2 separate regions of the Homo sapiens genome follow, and region 2 is linked to region 1. A link is an interaction called in ENCODE POLR2A ChIA-PET data of the cell type or tissue named here. Cell type or tissue: PC-3. All regions are shown on one strand. Each heading gives the region's core, and the rest is flanking DNA. Links, peaks and the distances in the headings are about the cores only. Region 1 has its middle 7.2 kb from the start of METTL21A. Region 2 has its middle 33 kb from the start of CREB1.

Evidence for each region. ChIA-PET counts read pairs that join two places held together with the same protein. Peaks named below come from ENCODE experiments on the same cell type or tissue, not always from the same donor. Only the 100,000 strongest peaks of a DNase experiment are listed, where the experiment ranks them.
Region 2: POLR2A ChIA-PET joins it to region 1 with 7 read pairs; 12 of 35 experiments call an interaction of 5 or more read pairs at or near these places.

Annotation. Positions count from the first base shown.
Region 1 is chr2:207,629,355-207,635,770 of GRCh38, forward strand. No RefSeq gene overlaps it. Among named protein-coding and RNA genes, the nearest start is that of METTL21A, 7.2 kb to the left of the region's middle. In PC-3, for the core only: no CTCF peak of the experiment used is centred there; DNase peaks (open chromatin) are centred at 3,537 and 4,007; H3K4me3 peaks cover 907 bases; H3K27ac peaks cover 3,027 bases.
Region 2 is chr2:207,493,983-207,500,398 of GRCh38, forward strand. No RefSeq gene overlaps it. Among named protein-coding and RNA genes, the nearest start is that of CREB1, 33 kb to the right of the region's middle. In PC-3, for the core only: no CTCF peak of the experiment used is centred there; no DNase peak of the experiment used is centred there.

The DNA.
Region 1 (6,416 bases), core at 589-5,588:
AGCTACTCGGGAGGCTGAGGCAGGAGAATCTCTTGAACCCAGTAGGCAGAGGTTGCAGTGAGCCAAGATCACGCCATTGCACTCCAGCCTGGGCAACGAGTGAAACTCTGTCTCAAAAAAAAAAAAAATAGTGCTTTTTACTTTTATCTGAATGATTGAAATGTCCTTTTCCCAATCCTATGATGCCTGACTGCAAAATAATGGTAGAAGGACACTTAGGCCTTTGTCCCTCCTGTCTCCTGGAACTAGTCCATGTCCAAGGTCATAGTAGAAGCAGTCACCTTGCTACTACCTTGGCACAGCTTGATCCCTATGTTCCCCCAGGCATGTTCCCTTTTTAGGCCAGGGTGGATACCCAACCCCACGCTGGGTACATAATTCTCTCTGCAGAAAGAATGCAGAGTGACTATCAGACATCTGTTGTTACTGCCTGCCCAACATCTATTTCTCATTTTCCTGGTAGCAGCAGTTCTCTTCTGCTGATGGTCAGGAGCCCAGCTTCTGGAGTGCAAGTTCTGCACCAACTCAGCTCTGCAATTTATTAGCTGTGAGGGCTTGGGTGAAATGCATTAACCTGTGTCTCAATGTCCTCATCTATAAAATAGGGATAATGTGATTATTGTATGAGTAAACAACAAAGATAACCTGAGATTAAAATGAGTTAACTTATCTACTTAGAATTGCGCCCAACAAACACATTTTATAGAGCATTTGCTTATACTGTTATGTGTTTGGACTGGTCTATCCTCAGCCCTTACTACATGATCAGGCACATGCCCCAGGCCTGGCCAATATGAACACAGTCCTTCCACCTGGCCACAGGTAGGTGAGATGTGAACATGTAACCAAAGCTGGGCCTAACCAGAACCCATTCTGAGACTTGAGACTCTCAGAGAACCAGCCTGTTGGGGAAGGATAGAAATTTAGAGGTCCTATTGGCCATCTGGTCCCAAGAGAACAAAACTAGCAGCAAATGTGGCCAGTGAAGGCGCTGGTGGAGAGAGAGGCTGCCTCCTGTTGATGTTTGACCACCTGGATCCAGCTGTCCTGGAATTTTCAGTTATTTGAGCCATTAAATTCCCTAATTAGCTTAAGCTGTCATTTGAGCAGCTTTTTTTTTTTTTTTCCATATCCTGAAGAAGAAAAACAATCCTAATACATTCAGTCTGGGCCGGTCCCTTGAGCAAAGGAGAGATATAAAGCCATGCCTGTATGGGGCCATCTTCACTGTGCGGTATAGATGGAGAAACCATTCTACAGAGAGCAGTCACCAGCAGAAACTTGGGGCTGAGCTGCCAGCTGCCGTTTTCCTGATGCCTCTCTTGTCCTGAGCCCTTCCTGGCTGCACCTGGGTTCTCAGGTCCCATGGGAACCCAGGGTAACCAGACAAGACATTTTCCTTTCTTGATTAAGCTCGCTGGAGTGCCTGTGACATACATACAGCCAGAGTCCCAGTGAAAAGGATGTTTTTTGTTTTTAGGAAGTGATGTAGACAGAATATAAACATTCTGTAAGTTCCTCAGACCTATTCAATGTTATAATATAGGTAGTATTAAAAGTGTTCTTCAAAAAATTTAAAGAAATTGAGGCCAGGCGCGGTGGCTCACGCCTGTAATCCCAGCACTTTGGGAGGCTGAGGCGGGCGGATCACGAGGTCAGGAGATCGAGACCATCCTGGCTAAAACGGTGAAACCCCATCTCTACTAAAAATACAAAAAATTAGCCGGGCATGGTGGCGGGCGCCTGTGGTTCCAGCTAGTCGGGAGTATGGGGCAGGAGAATGGCATGAACCCGGGAGGCAGAGCTTGCAGTGAGCCGAGATCGCGCCACTGCACACCAGCCTGGGCGACAGAGTGAGACTCCGTCTCAAAAAAAAAAAAAAAAAGGGAAAAAGAAATTGAAGACCAGGCACTATGACTCACGTCTGTAATCCCAGCACTTTGGGAGGCTGAGGCAGGTGGATCACCTGAGGTCAGGAGTTCGAGACCAGCCTGGCCAACATGGTGAAACCCCATCTCTACTGAAAATGCAAAGAATAACCGGTCGTGGTGGTGCACCACTGTAATCCCAGCTACTCAGGATGCTGAGGTAGAAGAATTGCTTCAACCCGGGAGGCGGAGAATGCAGTGAGCCGAGATTGCACCCTCGCACGCCATCTTGGGCAGCAGAGCAAGACCTCATCTCAAAAAAAAAAAAAAAAAAGAAATTGAGACAGAATTTTTAAAGATTTTTTTTTCTTTTTAGAGATGGTGTCTCACTGTGTTGCCCAGGCTGGTCTTGAATTCCTACACTCAAGTGATCCACCCACCTCAGCCTCCCAAAGCACAAGCACGAGCCACCGTGCCTAGCCTAAAATATTTTTTTTTTTTAACTGAGATCCTTAATTGCTGTACACTAGAGATTAAACTGATAGCAGAAAACACATTTCCTTGCACTGTCTAACCCAGCAGCAGTTCTCACATTTTTTGGTCTCAGGATCTATTACACTCCTTAAAATTATTAAGGACTCCCAAGAACCATTCATATTTATTGTGTTAGAAATGTTAAGTTTTAAGAAGTTAAAACTTAAAATAATAAACTATTTGTTATTTTATGTAAAGGTAGCAGCCATACCTCCATTATGGATTAACATCACAGCAGTGACATCCTCACATATCAGGGAACCCCTGGAAAACTTCACAGTATACTCATGGGAGAATGAGAACGAAAAGGGCAAATAACATCTTAGTATTATTACGAAAATAGTTGCAATCTCATAGATGCTGTAGAGAGGTGTTAGAGTTTCCCAGAAACTGCAGACCATATTTTGAGAACCACTAGTCTACACTGCTTCTTAGCCTTCTTGGCAAAACTATCTTTTGTCTGAGTTACTGTTGTTCAAGGACTAAATAATAAGAATACTTATAACACTGACTTCCTATCACTGACTGTAAATATACAACTGATACATTATCAGTTTTCTTGTTATCTTTAACGTGAAAGCAGTATAGAGAGAGTGTGTTCAAAGTGGGCTTTGGAGGCTGGTGTCCTGGATTCTAACCTCAGTGCTTAGCTGGGTGACCGTGGGTGAGTCACCTAGCCTTTCTGAGCCTCAATGTCCTATCTGTAAAATGATCATTATATTACTATTTATCTTTGCTGTGAAAATTAAGTGAATTCATCTGTTCTTCAAAAGTGGAGAAAGAAAATAAAGTAAAATTTTTATTAGAAAAAAAAAACAAAAACTGGCTGGACGCGGTGGCTCACGCCTTTAATCCCAGCAATTTGGAAGGTCAAGGTAGCCGGATCACTTGAGCCTAGGAATTCGAGGCTGCAGTGAGCTATGATCGCACCACTGCACTCTAGCCTGGGTGACAGAGTGAGGCCCTATCTCAAAAAAAAAAAAAATCAATGTAGAAGAAAACTAGTTTTTCACCCCTCCTTCGAAATAACTTGAGGCCATTTGCTCATATGCCTGGGTCCTGGCCAGTATGATGTGGGCCGTAATGTCCCTGCCTAAAAGCCCTTTCTTCCCCATCTGCACACCCTCAGAGGTGGGCAAACTGGAGAAGCTGGATCCCTGAGTCATTGCTTAGAGGAGAGTTGCTCAACTCACAGTGGATTGTGACATGAGCAAGAAATCAATCTTTGTCATGTTAACCACTGACATTTGGAATTTATTCACTATTGTAGCATATAGCCTATCTCCATTAATACACAAGGGCAGGCCATTTGAGCTGGGGAAAGGAGAGGGCTCTGAAGAGGTGACATTTAAATGGAAATTTAAAAGAGTAGAAGAAAACAGCCACTTGAAGAGCCAAGGGAATGGCATTTCAAGCAAGGGAACAGAAACTGCAAAAGCCCCCAGGCAGAAGAAACTGTCAACTGACCAGCCAGGAGCAAGGGGTAAGTGGCACAAGATAACTCTTAAGATTAAGTCAAACAGAAGAATGAAAGCTTTGAACTACCCAAACTCCACTAACAACTTACACCCTGCAGGAGAGGTATTTTTGCATCATCACTACACAACTCTCTGTGTGAGTCACAGACCCTGGGTGCCCTCAAGGGTGAGGCTGGCTGCCCTGAAGACACTACCATACAGCTAAGGAGTTGGCTTAAGGATATTCAAAAAGCCTTAAGGAATAAAGCTCCAGCTGGTGCTAAAGAAAGACAACCATAGACAGAGTCTTGGTATAACTGTGTTCACCACTGTCTTTTTTAAGTTCTTGTCTAGCTTCTCAGTATTTCCGTAAGACCTGACTGCAGAGAGAAAAAACAAGACAACTGCTCAGCGCTACCTTGAGGGAATATGCAGCATAAATAGCTACATTTGGATTTTTCATTTTGCTGATGAAATCGCATTTTTGATCACAGCTCCTGGACAACTGCAGCCATGCCTGATGCTCTTGTTCTACAACAAAATAGAAGCAGCAGCTAGGGGAGAAGTTTCCAGACTTGTGTTCTGTTGGGTTTTAGAGTCACATCTGTGGCTTTCAGCTGGAAACGGCTGGACAACTATTTGTTGAATGAATGAATGAATGAATGAATGAATGAATGTTACAATACATCACATCAAATTATTGCCCACCTCACTCCAAAAGTGTTTAAATGCGAATTCAACTTATTAGATACCTTTGAGTTAATGATGCTGAAGAATTTGTAGTTACTTTCATTATTTGTGTTTCATTAACCTAGGGTTCAATAATATTCCCAGGTATAGTACATGTTTGGGTAAGAAGCTATTGACTGTCTTATCTTTTGATGATTCCAAGAAAAGGTATGAAGCCATTTGCCTTTTCATAATTTATAGGTTAATTTGTGTGTAATTAGAAAAGCAGGTACATTTTAAGTAAGTCAAACCAAAAGACAACATCAAGAAGAGAATAGTAAATAGTCAAGTGAAAGTGCTAGCTTGTAATTCCAAGAGCTCATGTATTTGAGCAGTGCCTCTTCCCAGGTGACACAGGGCATTTTGAGTTCAGGTTTTCCTGGTGGTATGTACAGGAGTGGGAGCGGAGTTACATGCTAATGTGACCAGAGAGGATGCAGTGCTGAGGATCCAGGGCAGGATGGAGGCAGTGTCCCCGACTGGCAGCCTCCAAAAAGCCTTGACCTACAGATGTGTTTTGTGTGTCCCATGCAGACTTGGCTCTCATGGTGTTTTGTTTTTTAGTTTAGTGTCAATATTTGAAAGTAAGGAGATGTATCTTAGTCCATTTTGTGCTGCTATAGAAGAATTACCGGCTGGGCGAGGTGGCTCACGCCTGTAATCCCAACACTTTGGGAGGCCAAGGCGGGCAGATCACGAGGTCAAGAGTTTGAGACCAGCCTGACCAACATAGTGAAACCCTGTCTCTACTAAAAATACAAAAATTAGCTGGGCATAGTGGCGTGCACCTGTAATCCCAGCTACTTCGGAGGCTGGGGCAGGAGAATCACTTGAACTCAGGAGGTGGAGGTTGCAGTGAGCCAAGATCGCACCACTGTATTCCAGCCTGGGTGACAGGGCGAGACTCCATCTCAAAAAAAAAAAAAGAATTATCTAAGACTGAGTAATTTATAATGAGCAGAAATTTATTGACTTCTGGTTCTGGAGGCTAGAACGTCCAAGATCAAGGGGCTGGCATCTGGGGAGAACCTTCTTGCTGTGCTATCCCATGAAGGAAACACAAAGAAGGAGTGAGAGAGAGCAAGAGTTCAAACTTGCACCCTCAAGCCCTTTTATAATCATTATTAATCCATTCATGAGGGTGGAGCCTTATGACCTAAATACCTCCATTAGGCCCCACCTCCCAACACTGATTAAGTTTCCAATGCATGCCTTTTGGGGGAACACATTCAAACCATAGCAAGATGTCAGATAAAAATCAAGATAGTAAAATTAAGATAATTATTTGAAATGGCTTTCTTTGAAAATTTTGAAATATCTGGCAAACATGGGTCCAAATGCCCACAAGATGGCAATGAGCTAGAGCCAAGCTGGCTCTTCCTTTGGACATTATGGTCTCCCCTCAGTGTGCCGCGGTCCCCTCCCCTGCTTGTTGTCTTGTCCCCACAAGCTTCATTCATTTACTTACGATACTGTCAGGGTCTGTGACGGAGCACCAGTAAACAGCCTCTCACTTTATTTTCTCTGGGTTCTAAACAAGCTGAGAAATAAAACAACGACTAAAGCTGAAGGCAAAAACATCCCCTCTATTTACTGAGACAGAAGAAGTTGGAGGGCGAGGCTTATATCTGCAGGCAGATGGACCTACGAAGAACGAAGAACGCTAAGGTGACTCATCCAGCACTGGATGGGGCAGGCCTCGCATGTAATTCCTATAGCATGAAGGAGCAGAGGAGAGTGCAGGTTCTGCCCACAGGCCTGCTCCTAGAGGCAGAAAGATCTGGACTGAGCCGCACATAGGGAATTTATTGCCAATGCATGCTCCAGG
Region 2 (6,416 bases), core at 835-5,834, 140 kb before region 1:
GAGTGAGAGTAAGTTGCTCAAAGACACACAGATAGTTAGAGGCAAAGCTGCTCACCAGTGACAGCTCTGGGGCCACTCTCAAACCTGTTTAATCTTGAACATCATCATCATCACCAACAACAGCCACAACAATGTTAATTGGGCAGTTTACATACAGTAACACTTGTAGTCCCCATCATAACCTCTTGAGGTAGTTACTATTGTTATTCCAATTTTACATAAGAGAAAACTGAGGCTCAAGTAGGTTAAATCGTAGCTAGTCACCTAGCTGTTAAGGTGATAGAGTTGGGATATGAACTCAGGCAAGCTGACTCTATGCATTTAACCACTGCATGCTTAATGTTTTGTAAATTTTAGAAATATGACTAACACTTTAAACCACTCCTGTGTGAATATCATATAACTAGCATTTCAATAAATGTTAATAAATGGCTTGCTCTACTGCATTCTTAATATGAGAATTAGCATCAGAATCAGGTCAAATTCAGTTACAGGTAATTTGATGCACAGACATTGGTTTTGTTTTATTTTCATTCTCTTATTTTGATGGAAATATGCTGTAATGAGTGAATTGTGATAAAGCACAATGATAGTTTATTGAAGTAAGAGATTAGAAAGAGCTGATGCTTTCGTCTTACTATCTTTCTAAAGTGACAGTGAATTAACAAATTAAGAAAAATGTTTTAAACAGAAAACAATACAAGAGGTGGCTGGAAACTCTTTTTTTTCTACAGACTTGCAGGTATATATGTATTTGTGGATGCGCATAATGTGGCCTATTAGGTCTTTGTAACTGATTGGGACTTCAGTACGTTTGCCTGTCAACAAACAGGAAAAATAATGAACTTTGAAGAGCTCGGCTTATCTTTCCTTTTCTACTCTCTTCCTACATTTTAACTTTAAAATTAAATTGTTAAGTTATAGGTATTTATCTAATAACTGAGAGGTACTCTCGAAAGAACACATTTTACAAAATATGAATTAATCAGGATAAGAGAGGCTATGCTACATTAAAACATGGGCCAGTGAGGGCCAGTGGGGGGTCTCATGCCTATAATCTCAGCACTTCAGGAGGCAAAGGCGTCCCAAAGTGGATCACTTGAGGCCAGGAGTTTGAGACCAGCCTGGCAACATAGTGAAACCCCAACTCTACTAAAAATACAAAAATTAGCCGGCCATGGTGGCACATGCCTGTAGTCCCAGTTCCTCAGGAGGCTGAGGCAGGAGAATCGCTTGAACCTGGGAGGCAGATGTTGCAGTGAGCCGAGATCGTGCCACTGCACTCCAGCCTGGGCGACAAAGCAAGACTCCATCTCACAAAAAAAAAAAGCCAGTGACTTAACAAAGTTGAATTTCTTGCTCACACAGAGTGCTATGGCAATTGGGCACTCCCTAGCATCTGTCCTCTCTTTGGGAACTCAATAAACCAGGAGGCATCCATCCAATGGTTTCACTGTCTCAGCACATGGCTTTCCAAATCATAGCTGCAGAGAAAGACAGGAGCTGAAGGATTGCACACAGGCTTGTAAATGGTTTGGTTCAGATATGGCACGTGTCACTCCTCTTGTAGCTCAATCACCAGCATCGAACTCAACCAAGAATGACTGGAAAGGTATGGATGCACACACATCTCTGGTGGGTAAAGAATGTCTCTGACACAGAGCATTATATACATGCTTCCTTACTGCTACTACCACTAATGCTAATACTGTATGTTTATCACAACCAAAGTTTGTTTGCTTTTTTCATCTTTTTCAAGAAACAAACTTTTGGTTTTATTAACCAATTCTATGAAGGTTGTTTTGCTTCATTAATTTTGCTTTTATCTTTAATCTGCTGTAAATTCATTTACTCTTTGGGATTTATTTTTGTTGTTCCTTTTCTATCTTGAGTTGAGTACTTTATTTTGAATCTTTCTCATTTTCTAATAAAAAATCAAGCCTACAAATTTCCTTCTGGATACCTCTTTGGCTGCTTTCCGCAGTTTTGATATATACTACTTTCATTGTGGTTTCATTCTGAACATTTCACAATTTTATTTTGACTGTCTCTTTATCCAGAGAATTACATAGGGATGTGCTTTGTTAGTCTCCAAATGTACAGATATGGAGCCACTCTCTTTTGTTGTTAATTTATTATTGTATTACATCATAATCAAACAACATATCACCTATATGAAATCAAACATTTTTTAACTTGTTGAGTTTTTTTTCTGGCAGACTACTGCTATAGATCTTTTTGTAAAAGCTCCTTATATAATTCTTTACCTTGCTTTAGAGAGTGAGAAAATTTTAGAAAAAAACAAGCCACAAAAGAAATCTCAGCAAGTTAAAAAATGTTTGATTTCATATGGGTGATACCATGTTGTTTGATTATGATATGATACAATAATAAATTAACAACAAAAGAGAGTGGCTCCATATTTATTCAGATACCACTTTGGCTGCTTTCCACAGTTTTAATATATACTACTTTCATTGTGATTTCTTTCTGAACATTTCACAATTTTACTATGACAGATCCAGGTATTGTATTTTTATCTGCCACATAATGCCCACCACAGCAATGACGCTCACAGACACCACTGGTTGAAAACCTCAGCTCTATTTTGTAGATTTGGAGTTTAAGGAATTGGGTGATTGGGAGAAGACTGCAGGAAAAGCTGACTGGGTGGTAGTGGACATGAAGAATTTTCTTGGTTTATATTAAGTAACCATATCTTGTTCATCATTATATCTTGCTTATCTTTGTATGCACAATGCCTGGCACAGAGAAGGCAATCAATAAATGTAGATGACTAGATGAATTAGTATTTACCTAGGCAACTATGAGCATCACATGATAGCTAATGGCATGTAACAGAAATAAAATCCTATTTCATCTTCTGAAATATCAACAGCTTGTGAGAAGGTGTCACAACATTTACGTTACTTTTGTATCTTCCCCCATGCACAATGTTAAGCACAAAGTAAATACTTTTTTTTTTTTTTGAAATAGAGACTCACTCTGTTGACCAGCCTGGAGTGCAGTGGCACGATCTCAGCTCAATGCAACCTTCACCTCCTGGGTTCAAACAGATTCTCATGTCTCAGCCTCCCGAGTAGCTGGGAGTACAGGCATGTGCCACCACGTCCGGCTAATTATTACGTAATTTTTAGTAGAGACGGGGGTTTCCCCATGTTGGCCAGGCTGGTCTCGAACTCCTGGCCTCAAGTGATCCACCAGCCTCGGCCTCCCAAAGTGCTGTGATTACAGACATCAGCCACCACATCTGGCGGCAAATACTTCTTTTTTTTTTTTTTTCTTCTGAGACAGAGTCACTGTCGCCCCGGCTAGAGTGCAGTGGCGTGATCTCAGCTCACTGCAACCTCCATCTCCCGGGTTCAAGTGATTCTCCTGCTTCAGCCTCCCAAGTAGCTGGGATTACAGGTGCCCACCACCACACCCAGCTAATTTTTGTATTTTTAGTAGAGACGGGGTTTCACCATGTTGGCCAGGCTAGTCTCGAACTCCTGACCTCAGGTGATCCACCCGCCTTAACCTCCCAAAGTGCTGGGATTATAGGCGTGAGCCACTGCACCCAGCTGGAAAATACTTCTTAAATGCAATTTATAAGCATGTGTATTAGTTTCCTATTGCTGGTATAACAAATTACTACAAACTTAGTGGCTTAAAACAACACAGATGTGTTGTCTTACAGTTCTAGAGGTTAGTTCTAAATAGGTCTCACTGAGCTAAATCCACGGTGTCAGCAGAGCTGTGTTCTTTCCTAGAGCTTCTAGGGGAGAATCTGTTTTCCTGCCTTTTCCAGCATCTAGCAGCTGCCACATTCCTTGGCTTGGGACCTTGTTCCATCTTCAAATTCATCAGTAGCAGTTCTTTCTCACAATGCTATTTCTCTGTTTCTAACTCTTTTGCCTCTACTTTATCCACTTAAGGACTCAGGATAATCTTCTTATTTTAAGGCCAGCTGATAAACAATTTTAAGTATATCTGCAACCTTAATTCCCCTTGCCATGTAACATAACATTTACAGGCTCTGGTTGTGAGGACATGGACACCTTTTGGGGGTCATTATTGTGTCTATCATAGCACGTAAAACAAAGAAAAAGGACAAATAGAAGAAGAAAAGACAGTGAATGGACACAATGGAGTGACAGAGTTAATAACAGTAATAACACTAGAGATATAAGGATTGGTGCATGGACTACAAGATTCTCGAACAAGGCCAAAAAAAGGATCTGTCCCACACTATTAGCTAAATTCAAGCACTTGCACACACGTGAGTGCACAAACACACACACACAAAGTAATATTCTGGTTAGCTGATGTCACTGCTGGGATATTACTGTTTACTAATAATAAAACAAACTACACAAGGCATGAATGGCACGTGTGTTATTTATAGTTTTTGTAGAAGAAGTTCTCAAATTCCTTTCTTCCTGAAAAAGGATTATTTTCTTACCCTTTGCATTCTAGCTCACCTCTAACATGTCCAGAAATTTCTAGGAAGGCAGAGGAAAGACTCTACATTTGCCTCCCCAATTGAAGCCATCACCACGCAAGGGCTGAAGGTGATTGTCAAAGTGCCCTCCTGAGACTGGACACCGCTGGCCTAAATTAGAGGAGGAGGCTGGTAGACACCGCCCCCTCGTGCAGAGGGGCAGAGAAGCCATTCCCCATGGCTCCCCACCTGTCTTGCTGGAGGAAATTTCTTGGCTAAAAGTCCATGGAAAATGGTTGTTTGGAAAGTGAAGTTCCCTAGAGCTTTGAGAATCAACTTTTTTTTTTTTTTTTTTTTGAGATGGAGTTTCACTCTTGTTGCCCAGGCTGGAGTGCAATGGAGCAATCTCGGCTCAGTGCAACCTCCGCCTCCTGGGTTCAAGCGAGAATCAACTTTTTTCATCATTTTAAACCTACTTATTGGGAAATCTCTCTAAAATATATTACAGAAAAAGAATAATCATACCGAGTCAATACTGCATGAAAAGATATAATAGCATGGAATAAATTATTCATTTCCTTGCCTCTTAGAGAGTACTCTGAGTGCAATTTTAACCATTCTTTCTGGCTGTGAACCTCAGAGTTTTTTACAGTTCTGTAGAGCAGATAGAATGCCAATCTTCTTTGCATATTTATGTCATTTTTAAAAGGTTTTTGTTGCTGTTGTTTTATTTTGTTTTGTTTTTCCCTCCTCTGTGGTTGTCAGTGGTCACTTTTTAAATTTTGGTTTTGTCAGTGTGACTTCCTTTAACAACTTCCTTCCTCTTCTCCTTTGCTATGGAAAATAGTAACTAGGATACCAATCTAGTTAAACTTGTAAGTAAAATGAGGTAAAGTGAGATCCTAATAAAGATACAAGATACTTACAAGTGAAGTGTATGAGATTTAAGACAAAACCAGAGTGACGCTGCAGGCAGGACTGCCCATTCCATCTGGAATGCATGACTGTCTGTCATCTATTTGGCTACTTAGAAACTATTTTTACCTCTTCTCTATTTTTGTTCTGAATAGGTTAGTGTGAAATAATTGTTTTAGCAAGATGAAATATTGCTATATTTTTTAATGTGCCAAAGTCTTCTTTTTTTTTTTTTTTTTTTTTTGAGATGGTGGTCTCACTCTGTTGCCCAGGCTGGAGTCCAGTGGCACAATTTCGGCTGACTGCAGCCTCGACTTCTCAGGCTCAAGCAGCCTTCCAGTTCAGCCTCCCAAGTAGCTGAGACCACAGGTGCACACCACCATGCCCAGCTAAGTTTTAAATAATTTCTAGAGACAAGAGCTTGCTATGTTGCCTAGGCTGGTCTTGAACTCCTGGACTCAAGTGATCCTTCCACCTCGGCCTCCCAAAATGCTGGGATTATAGGAATTAGCCACCTCACCCAGCCAAAGTCTTGAAATGGGATAAAACAGGAGTCCTCAGTCCTGGTATTGACCCCCTCACCAAAGTCACGCCCCTTTCGATGTTTATAGCAACTTGATAAAAACCAGGGCTGTGAATTAAATGTCCATTAACAAAAGAATAGGCTCACTTTTATAACAAAATACTATGCAGCTATGAACTATGTATACTACATATTTATAAACACTAAGTGGAAATTATGTTCCTTCTTATATTGTTTAGTTAGAGGAGTGAGTATTGACAGAAAAATGCTTCCCTCTTTGATCCCCCAGGTTGACAGTTCTGAGATGCATTGCACAAGGCCCCCCAGGAGGTCCCAGCAAAATCTAGCACCAGTTACTCACGGCACTGTCCAGCTCAGTAATGAACCTTTCTATTAGCCGCCCCTCTTTCCCTGCTTCCCCCACTCCCCGCCCTGATCCCTGCCCCTACGCCCTGCAGTCACCTCCCCAAGTCAGTGCATACAAGCTTTTGTCTCAGAATTTGCTTTTGAGAGAAGCCACATTAAGAAAGACAT